2 separate regions of the Mus musculus genome follow, and region 2 is linked to region 1. Evidence: chromatin contacts called from ENCODE POLR2A ChIA-PET data. All regions are on one chromosome and are shown on one strand. The core of a region is the stretch at or near the end of the contact, and the rest is flanking DNA. Distances in the headings are between cores, read along the strand shown.

What was found. ChIA-PET counts read pairs that join two places held with the same protein, here RNA polymerase II (POLR2A).
Region 2: POLR2A ChIA-PET joins it to region 1 with 44 read pairs in Patski. The contact joins the promoter of Dgat1 here to the promoter of Scx in region 1. POLR2A ChIA-PET finds 5 or more read pairs at or near these places in 3 of 5 experiments (Patski and embryonic stem cell).

What each region holds. Positions count from the first base shown.
Region 1 is chr15:76,454,766-76,460,237 of GRCm38, forward strand. Scx (scleraxis) reads left to right here and starts at 2,673. Exons shown (of 2, transcript NM_198885.3): 1 at 2,673-3,421; 2 at 4,317-4,703. The coding sequence starts at 2,837. The coding sequence ends at 4,355. Bop1 (block of proliferation 1) reads right to left here. Exons shown (of 16, transcript NM_013481.2): 4 at 1,107-1,261; 5 at 917-1,034; 6 at 731-832; 7 at 443-655; 8 at 205-366; 9 at 53-133.
Region 2 is chr15:76,509,086-76,514,557 of GRCm38, forward strand. Dgat1 (diacylglycerol O-acyltransferase 1) reads right to left here and starts at 2,909. Exons shown (of 17, transcript NM_010046.3): 1 at 2,470-2,909. The coding sequence starts at 2,696.

The DNA.
Region 1 (5,472 bases), core at 1,423-3,922:
AGACAGACACACAGACACCGGAGGGCGTTTGCACCTCTGACTCCACACTTACGAGGGCCTGGCACACAGGGAAAGGCTGAAGGTCTCTTGGCCGAGGGAGTTTGGGGATGAGGTCTTCGGGGTCCACATTCACCTGGGAAAAGAGCACTGAGCATCACCTTCACACTACACTCCCCCAGGACCTGTGCGGGCTGTCTCACGTACCCTCATCTTGCGTTGCCGTGGGCACAGATACAAATCGAGGCAGCGCTCGAAACGCTCCTGGATGAAGCGGCTGTAAGCAGGCACTGTCCTCAAGCTGGGGAATTTCTGTGGCAAGAAGTTAAGCTTCCTCTCCACAGGCTCCTGCTGCATCCACGCCGAGCGCTGGGGAGACAGGAGGCAGGTGAGAAGGGATCGGGAAACATGGCCGGGGCCCACACCCACCTCAGCGCAGGCCCACCTCCTCCTCAGTGGGCAGGTACTCGGGAGGTGGGTTGTAAGACTCGGCATGGCCAGGCAAGGCCAGCTTGGGGGCAGGCACATGCATCTTGTGGCGTCCCAACACAGCATTCGGATCCTCCTGGGCCCACAGGTCATAGAAGCTAGGGGTGGGGTCGTGGGGCCGTCGAGGCTTGATCCACCCCATCTTGATGGCATGTACCATTCGAGACACCTGCACACAAAGGTAAGGTCAGGTGGCAGCGTGGAGACCTTAGAGTGTGCAGGAGGAGGATACCAGGGTTCCCACCTTCTCCTTTTCAACTAGGGATGGGATGAAACTACGCTTGTCAGCTGGGCGGTTGGTCACAGGGTGGATCATGATGTCACCGCTGAAGAAGTCCACAGCTGGCTATGGAGAGAGGCAAAGATGTTAGGTTGGGGGGGGCAGGGCGTTCATGGACTTCAGACTGTAGGGCCAACCGTTGTTGCCTACCTCATAGGGATTGAAGCCTGAATCTCCGAACTGGCCTCTCTGAAGCCGGTGTACCAGGGCAACCTGCTCATCAGTTAGCCGCAGATCACGCCCTGTCATCTTGTCTTGCACAGTGCGCCTGAGGGAAAGCCAGTCAGGGCCATACTCCAGGCTTGAGGGACCACAGGTCCCGACCCAAGGTCCAACTCACCAGAAATCTGGGTCATCCATTTTGTCCAGAAACTGGTCGAGCTCATCTCGTGTCCGCAGGGGCTTGTAGATACGTTTGCCATCCAGGTCATAACCCACATGTGGGAATTCATCGTACCATGCCAGGGGCACATTGCCCACAGTGTTCCGAATGTCCTGTAGCATAGTCACCACGTCAGCACCTGTCCCTGCCATGCTTGATCCTCTTCAAACCACCCAAGGGCAGAAGAGCCACTCAAGATCAGCCTCAAGTGCCCAGAAGCCAAGTGACCCAAAATCCGCCCTAGCCTTGGCCCCGATGTCTGACGTGGCGCGGCAGGGGTGCTATGCCCCTCCCCCAAGCCCTCGGAGGCGCCTGAGCTTTACCTTCACATTTTCCACTGAAGTGATGCCAACCCTAGCCTCCCCCCTCACTGGATTCCTTGGCCAAGGCTCTGGGCAGCCACAGACAGGGATGACCTCATCGCCTATGGGCTCCCTCCCCTGGCAAAAGCCTTAGGTACAAGTGGGTAGTTTACAAGGCAGGAACCATGGGAAGACCCCACCCCAACCTCAGGGAGACAAACCTGTTCTGCTCGGCAGGTGGTCAAGGACCCCCTTCCAGCACCACTGATCCTCCCCCTCCCATTTCAGTGGGCAGAGCAGCCACATTCCTGGACACACATTCCTGGTTTCAGCCCCTGCCAGCCACCACCACCCTCACTCCTCCCAGCCTGGGGACTGCTGCCCAGGCGGCCACTTCCTGCAACAGTAGCCACAGGGAGGAGGGGCCCAGACATAACTAGCACAGATGAGTGCCAGCAGCCCCTCAGCAAGACCCCTTGGGCCTCGTCCCACTGCACCTGTCCACACCAGCCCAGAAATGCCCCATGCTCTTGCTGTACGCTCTCCACCTTGAGGGCCACTTCCGAACTGGAGGGATGGAGAGGTGCCGATCTTAGCTCTTATCCACGTGTGCACTGGCTTTGAGAAGCCCCATGAAGCATACAGCAAGGATGGGGGTGGGGCCCCCAAGCAGGATGGGTCAAAGGGGTAAGATCTGGCACAAGGCACAGGCCATGGAGTCAAGTCATGCCAACCACACACACCCATTTCTAGACTGCTACTGCTGGAGTCACCCCCATGAGTGCACACACACACACACTCTCTCTCTCTCTCTCTCTCTCTCACATACACACACACACACACACACACACACACACACACACACACACACACACGGCCTGGCACAAAAGACCCAAGTGCACATGGAAGGAGAGTCAGACAGGGTGTGGCCAGGCACTCAGGGCCAGGGCAGCTGGGTGAACTTAGGCATGCCAGGAGAGAAAGCCTCTTGATTCTTGATTTATTCTCTTCTGCCCTGTAGAATGGGTGGGATGGGCACCATTGTCTTGGGGCACTAGTAGCACCCCAGAAACGCTCCAACCAGAAAGATGCTCGGGGGCCCTCTAGGCACGGCTATTAAAAGGGAAAAGGTGCACGCACGAGCTCTGAGTAAACTCCTCCAGGCCAGAAAGGGAGGCGGAGGCCAGGCGCGGGGGAGGAGCTGACTGCTATAAAGGCACTGCTCGGCTGGCGGCCCCACTCCAGTCCGAACACATGTGCCCGCCTCACCCGGCAGCCGCCACCGCGGGGCGCAGCGGAGACCCCTGGCCCGGCGGCCTGTGGGGACCTAAAGAGGCGGCATGAGCAGCGCACGGTGGAGCTGACGCCGCGCCCCCTGCCCGGCCCATGTCCTTCGCCATGCTGCGTTCAGCGCCGCCGCCGGGTCGCTACCTGTACCCTGAGGTGAGCCCGCTGTCGGAGGATGAGGACCGCGGAAGCGAGAGCTCGGGCTCCGACGAGAAACCCTGCCGTGTGCATGCTGCGCGCTGTGGCCTCCAGGGCGCCCGGCGGCGGGCAGGAGGACGGAGGGCCGCGGGTAGCGGGCCAGGACCCGGGGGGCGGCCAGGCCGCGAGCCCCGGCAGCGGCACACAGCGAATGCGCGCGAGCGGGACCGCACCAACAGCGTGAACACGGCCTTCACTGCGCTGCGCACACTCATCCCCACCGAGCCAGCGGACCGCAAGCTCTCCAAGATTGAGACGCTGCGCCTGGCCTCCAGCTACATTTCTCACCTGGGCAATGTGCTGCTGGTGGGTGAGGCCTGTGGCGACGGGCAACCATGCCACTCGGGACCCGCTTTCTTCCACAGCGGTCGTGCGGGCAGCCCACTGCCACCGCCGCCGCCGCCACCACCACTGGCCAGAGACGGCGGCGAGAACACCCAGCCCAAACAGATCTGCACCTTCTGCCTCAGCAACCAGAGAAAGTTGGTGAGCAGGGCTGGGAGCACCGAGGGGCCCCGATGTACTCACCAGCCCACACCTGCCAGGCAGAGAGGTGCAGGGCAGGGGCAGCATTCCCTAGCATCTACACCTGCCAACAAAGCTGTGCCCAAAGGAGGGAAGGGCACAGAGGAGCCATACCTTGGGACACAGACTCCCATTGGTAGTGGTCATAGGGACCTGCAAATACAGGATCAAGAAGTAATGCTGAGATGGGCCACCCAGAAGTTCCGGGAGGGAGGGCAGGCAGCAGGAACCTGGCAGGGCAGAGGGGCCTTACTTTCAGGCTCGTTTCCCATCAAGTTGAGAAGTGAAAGGAGGTGAATTCAAGAAGTAAGAAGTATATCTATACGCTTCCATCCAGAGGGGAACAATGTGAAACAGTGAGGCAGTCAAAGGGATGCCCCCACTAGGCTGATGTGCCACTACCCCTCCGCCCCCGCAGCCCACCTCCACCCCAAGGCTTATGGGCACCTGCTGCCTCTCCCCTGGTCTACTGAGACCTGCAGTAGAGGGGCTAGGGGAGAAGGCTGAACTGAGAGATGCTGGCCAGCCATGATTTACTGCTCTGGCCGCACTTGGTGGCACCGGAAAAGCAGGGTGAGCAGGGAAAAAATACAACGGCTTTCCCCAATCCCCATTTCCTCTCCAGACAGCACGCGCAAGCTCCTGGGGCCTGAACATCTGGGAAATTTAATTTTACAGTTTCGGCTCTGCAGCAGTATACTCCCCTCCCCAAAATGCACTGTGGGGGTGGCAGGAGCCCGGGATGGGGTGCCCTAGCACAGGCAGTGCCCCCAACAGGAAGCCAGGAAGGTTCGGGCAGTGCTGGGTGACACTAAGTCTCCACTCAGACCCTGACACACCCCCATCCCCTCTGCAGAGCAAAGACCGTGACAGAAAGACGGCGATTCGAAGTTAGAAGGAGGAGGGTCCACAGCAGCCAAGAGGTGATGCCACTAGTGAAGGTGGATGCCACTGAAGAGTCACGGAGAGCCCCACTTTGGACCTGATCTGAGCGCAGGTCCCCAAGAGCACGCTCACCAGGCCAGACCTGCCCCAGCTATGAGCAGGGCCTATGAACAGAGAGATGGACAGGCGGGTGATGGCTTGACTCTAAGCAGCCGAACACTGACCCAGGCCCACTGGGACTTTCCATGCTGGCTCTCTACCTGGGCCAAGTGTTGGCATCTTGTGTCTTTAATATGATAATATAAAGTCTGGAAATTTTGTATAATTAAAAATGAAACAGTATCTTCCAAATTGAGGCAGACTACCCTCTTGAAAGGATGTGAACTCACTATGACCCTAGCTCTCTCACCCCATCTTCCCAGAGTGAGGACAGGGTTAGATCACCTATCAGGAGTTTGTACCAGGGGTATATGTGTGTGTGTGTGTGTGTGTAGGGAGCAGGGAAGGGGGAGAGGCGCTGTGTGGTGACTGAGATAGAAGGAGAGAGGAGAGGGCAAGCCCACTTGGCTCATGGTAAATAGCAGCAAGCAACACAGCAGCCCTGCCTCCTCCGATGAGGGGATCAGATGGGGACCTAGGCACGGGGATGTTTGGTTTCACCAGCAGTGTTCCATTAAAAATGGGTACAGGGAATAAGCACTGCTGTCAGCCAAGCAGGCTAGCAGGCCTAGATGGGCCCGAGGATACCATCCGAATAGCAGCTACCTACATGTCCCCACTGGTACCCACGCAGGCCCAGAGAGGCTCTGGGTCCACGGGCTGCCAGAGCTTCTGATCTCTGCCTCCAGCTGCACACTGGAAGGATTCCTAGCCATCCAACACTCTGTCCTACCCAGCTCTCCCAAAGACCCCACTGGCCTCTCAGCAGGCTCTGTGCACAGCTGGCCGATCATTAAAACCCTGCAGGTGACAATTAGTTGAGTGGTACAACAGAGAAGAAAGGCCAGGCCTGACTTCTGGCTAGGTAGTGGGTGGAGGATGGCAGAGGGCACCAGGTGCTGGCACTGGCAGGCCTCCTGGTCCCTGGCTGGGGGGTAGACCAGGTGTTGAGGCCTACGTGGGCATCC
Region 2 (5,472 bases), core at 1,659-4,158, 55 kb after region 1:
CTTCCAACTGTCTTACACTCACTCCGAGACTAAAAGGACACAGGATAGCTGGCCCTCCTTCCTGTCTTATGGTAGGTCCTTTACCCAGGCCTACTCGAGTTAACCACAGAGAACAAGGAAGAGGTGGCATCCTCTCTTGACTCTCCTACAACTCCACATAAACACTGTAGAACAAGAATAAGCCCATCCATACACACATGCCAAGATCTGTGCCACACTCAAGGACCAACCTCTAAGTATGGGCTTCATCTAGGGACCACACAGTTCAGATCTGACCCCAAATAGAAAGGAAGGGAATAGAATGCCAGCTCCTCTTCTAGCTGACACCTGACACTTCTGTGCTGCTCTCTGACCCAAGCCCTGGGTTACAAGAGAGCAAGCAACTCATAATTCCTAGACCATGCTACAGAGATGTACAAAAGATAATCAAAGACAAATACCTTGGGAAAAACCTACCACCATTAAGGTCTTGCCTTGGGTGCCATTCAGTAGACAAAACGCACAGCCTCACCTTGCCATAGGATAGAAGAAATGAGCTGACATCCAGAACCTGGCTCAATGGCCCTGCTTAAAGTGAGCAGGAAGTACTAGGGAGGGGAAGACACAGAAGCTCAAGGAGTCAAGAGGAAGGGTGAGAGTTGAGCTGGGCTGCCAAGAGCAACAGCAGCAGGGGGAGGGGGAGCTGGCAAGGGAAGAGCTGCAATAGGCTGAGCTACAGGCCAACTCCAAGAGGGCAGGCAGAGCCTGGCCCACCAATGTGGAGGGATGGAATCTAGCTCCTCACCTAGGAGGCTTCCGGCCCTGTGACATCCCCAACATGGATTGAGGCCCACTGCCCACTGGGGGATGACAAACTCCCCATCCCCATAATGCAACATCCATCTATGGAGGAGAAGGGGCCACAGCACAGACCCTTTCCACACACATAGACATCTTTCCTAGCTTGCACAAGCCTCCCACCGGAGTACACTGAGTTCAATGGTCATCAGGAGGTGTGACTGTTCTCTCTTGCCTATCCCTGCATAGTAACTTGGCCTACAACTGAGACCTCAAAGATAAAAAGATACTTTCCCCACTGCTCCAGAGGTCATACTAGCCAAACTCCTGACTCCTAAAGGAAAGGACAATGAGGGCATTCAGAATAGGGGATTGTTAGGATCACAGGACCTTAGGACATAGGACCCTTAACATCTTTTCTGATGCAGCGGGCACCTTTAATCCCACCACTTGGGAGACAGACACAGGTGGAGCTGTTTGAGGCTAGCCTGATCTACAGAACTAGTTCCAGGACAACCAGGGCTACACAGAGAAACCCTGTTTGTGTGTTTGTTTGAGAGAGAGCGCACACACACAACATCTTTTCAGGTGGAAAATGGGAGGCCAGCCTCTCTCAAGACCAGCTTTGATTTACAGAAAATCATGATCCCTCTAAGGAGGGCCAACCTCCTCCCCCACTCTTGCCTCCAAGGCCTCCTTACCTGACCTTTGTTCATAATATGCCATACCTGCCTCACACTGAAGTTATCTTATCTCCTGGGTGAACTGTGAACACCCTAGGGCAGCTGGGGCGTGGGGGGCACCGTGCCCACTAGAAAAAGATTGTTGATACAAAGAGAACCAGACTTTGCCACCCTAGATAGCCACTTCCTCCAAGCCCCTCAGGTACTTCCTAACCCAGAGCTACTAAAGGGTCCCATGATGATCACCAAAAAGAGTCTCAGGGCCGGCTTTGTAGGAGACAGTCTCCATTTCTTCAGCTAAGCAGGGCCTCTCCCATAGGTGTGTTCATACCAAACCTCTCTCCGGTACTCCAACCACGGGATGAAAGTCTCACTTAGTAGTCAGCTCTGCCCCTATAGCCCGAAGTCATTCTGGTAACATAAGCTGGGCTTCCTTCAGGCCCTCCTACTTGCTGGAAGAGGGGTGAATAAGCCATGCAGCCTGTTAGTACTAGAAAGCTTCCTGTACTGTCCTCTGCCCCGAGCAAACGCCCATACCCATCGCCTCAAACAGGCGTGTGTCCTCTGGAGCCTCTAGCAGCCTTCTCTACCCACAGGACACCCCTCGTAGTTTTTGCAAAGGTAACTCTTCATCATAACCCTCCCTGGAAAACATCAGCCTCCTTCCACTGAAGAAAGCCCATTCATCTCCACCCCCCACCCCCCCGGGGCTCACATTTCCTGCTACCCACTCCTCAGAAAGGACCTCAAGGGACTCTGCCTCAAGGTGTGCTTACTTTCCTAAGCAATATGGAAAGGGGGCTGCTGCCCACTCCTCTACCCAGACTCCCTGGTCGGCTACACGACCACACCTGGGTGACCTTGGCAAGTGACCCTCTCCCCAAAGCCCGTGTCCCAGTACAGCCCCAGGGGAGCCCCGGCCGCGTAACTCGCAAAGCTGTGGCCAACTTTTAAGAACTAGGAGCGTCACTGGAGAGGTCAGATGTAAGGGGATCAGGCACTCCGCTACCTCAGATCCCAGTAGCCGTCGCCCACGCTGGTCCGCCCGTCTTTGTCCCGGGTATGGGCTGGAGCCGGAGCCGGAGCCGGCGCGTCACCCCCGGCGCCCAAGTCGGGGCTCACAGCCGCGTCTCGCACCTCGTCCTCTTCTACCTTGGGCCCACTACCACCCTGGACGGAAACCCGCGAGCCGGTCCTCCGACGCCGAGAGCTTCCCGCGCCTCCGCGGTCGCCCATGGCTTCGGCCCGCACCTCGTCGCGGCCCAGTCGTGCTCCGCCGGCTCTCAGCGCTTGGAGCCCGCGGCCCCGCCTCTGGACCCTGAGCAACGGCCTCCGCCGCCGCCCCCTGCCGGCCTCCGTAGCCGGCGCAGCGCACGACTACCTCTGCGACGCTGAGGCTGCGATGCTGCGGAGCAGCTGACTGGCTGTGGCGTCAACTGGAGAGTCCATTTGTAGTCCGAGGCCGAGCGGAGGCGGAGCCTAATCGAAGACGCGGAGCACGCTGGGAGTCGCGGGAGCAGAGCGCGGAGCCTCCTGGGAGTTGAAGGCACCGGGAGCTGGTGACGTATAGCACTCTGGGAATTGCAGTCACAGGCTGGCAGAAGCAACTAGTGTGCAGCTTGGCTGTGAACTTCGGTGGAAGAGGTCCGAGGTGCTGTCTCACTGCGAGGAGCAAGCGGGAGGAGAACTGCCCCGGCTCCTGGCTCCCTGGCAGCTACGCACTTCCTCTGACCTCTTGCTTGCCTCTTGTCCCACTTATGTAAAAACATCCTTTCGTCATCCCCAGCAGCGGTTTGAGTGTAGGTCATTTATGAAACTGCGCTGACGTCTTGCGGTTCCAAATCCATTTTTGAGCGCACAACCGACAGACTTATCTGCTCTGGCAGCATCGTTCTCCGAAAGATCCCTAGCTGCTAGGCAGGAACCAGTTTAAATGTACCTTGGAGCACATAGCCTGTCAAAGGATCAAACTGGAGAAATACCCAGCTTCGCATTACAGCAAATGTGTGCAACTGCCCAGTTAGTTAAAAGAAGCAACTCACCAGTCACCATGGCCTCTTCCTCTACCGCCCCACAGTGCTGTCGAGGGCCCGACAAGCAACGTGCCTGATTTAGACACCGCCGTGCATACATTCTAGACCTGAGGAAGCACCTAATTTCCTTCAGAAACACTATAAAGGACCAAGGAGAATAGTGGCTTTCTCTTCTGGGGAATAGCAGGCCTAAGAAGCACCTCTATAGGACAAGGTTGGTAGCCTCTCCTACAGGATGCTACTAGTCTTCCTATTAAGCTCCCTCCACTTCTGTAGTATCCACTGACTCCTTCCCTCAGGTCACACTTTCTTCACGACACATCTCATGATGAGCAATCTGGGCTGCCCTGCCGGTGGTGTCTTTGTACATATGCAGAGAAAAGCGAACCCAGGCTTGGACTTTTGTGGATCAGAGCCAACCTGGTCAGTGTCTCCGAGCATTCCTTTGTTGCTGGCCCAGTCTTTCATCTGGTCCTTGGCAAGGCAAGGGCTAGGTCTTTGTGAATAGTGACCCCAAAAGGAGGCAGAGTGAAAGAAAAAGTCTCTTTGGGAGCCTGAAGTGAAGGTAAGTCGTGTGAGCTCTGCCATGCCTTTCCCGCTCCTTCCTCTGTTAAGTGAATACGAGGCTTCCACATTCTCCTGGGCTAGCACGTTGGCTACACCAGCTTCCAGTTTGAAACCAAAAACTAAAAGTGGAAGGTTGAGGCCTAGGCTGCCACTAAAGCCAGAGATGAATCCACACCATCCAAGAGAATGAAAGTCCTCCTTGGAGACAGCTATTCATTGACATTCAGCCTTACAGCTGTCAGCCTCCAAGAGGCCATGGGAGTGAAGAGACCAGAGGATGACCAGAGCCATCAGGAAGGATGGTTCTATGGAGACCTGTGCCAAAGAGATGGCACCGATGTCAGAGTTCCAGGGCCTGATTCAAGGAGGAAAGGCTGGAATGGATGATTGCGATATGCAGACAGCTTCACTGTTGAAATTTAACGTGAGTGGTGGCACACGCCTTTAATCCCAGCACTCAGGAGGCAGAGGCAGGCAAATTTCTGAGTTCGAGGTCAACCTGGTCTATAGAGTTCCAGGACAGCCAGGGCTACACAGAGAAACCCTGTCTTGAAAAAAAAAAAAGTGTGCAGACAGGGCTGGTGAGATGGCTCGGCAGTTATGAGCCCTGGCTGCTCTTCTGAGAGGTCCTGAGTTCAATTCCCAGCAACCGCATGGTGGCTCACAACCATCTATAAGGGTAACTGATGTCCTCTTCTGGCATGTGGGTGTATATGCAGCAGAGCACTCATACAATAAATAATGTTTTTTAAAAATTTAATTTTAAAAAAAAGTCACAAACAGCTTCAGGCTGAACCCAGCACCCTAGGATTACAAGCAGGCCAAGGAAAACCTGCTTCGGAGAGTTTGCAGTGGTGGAGAAGAGGGCTCATCAAAACCCTCCAGGAAGCTGTTTCCATTCCTTTTGGCCTACTAACATAAAGAAACAGAAGCGGGGACACACACACACACACACACACACACACACACCACATGGTGGCTTGCAACCATCCATAACAGAAAATCTGATGCCCTCTTCTGAAGTGTCTGAAAACAGATACAGTGTGCTTACATATAATAAATAAATAAATAAATATTTTTTAAAAAAAGAAAAGAAACAGAAGCAATCAAGGCCCTGAAACTGTGGGGTCCTCTAGAAAGTAGGAAGATACAAGACTTCCTGTATGCCTTTGCTACCACCAAAAAAGTGGTGTTTGGGTGGGTGGAGACAGTACTATGTGAAGACAGTCCTAGGCTATTTGTTCACCCACAACTGTTTATCTGAGCCTTAGGCTCCTCTTCTACAAACAGGAAATCTCTTACTGAGCAATGGTGGTTACAGGCCTTTACAGGAAATCTCTTACTGAGCAATGGTGGTTACAGGCCTTTACAGGAAATCTCTTACTGAGCAATGGTGGTTACAGGCCTTTAAT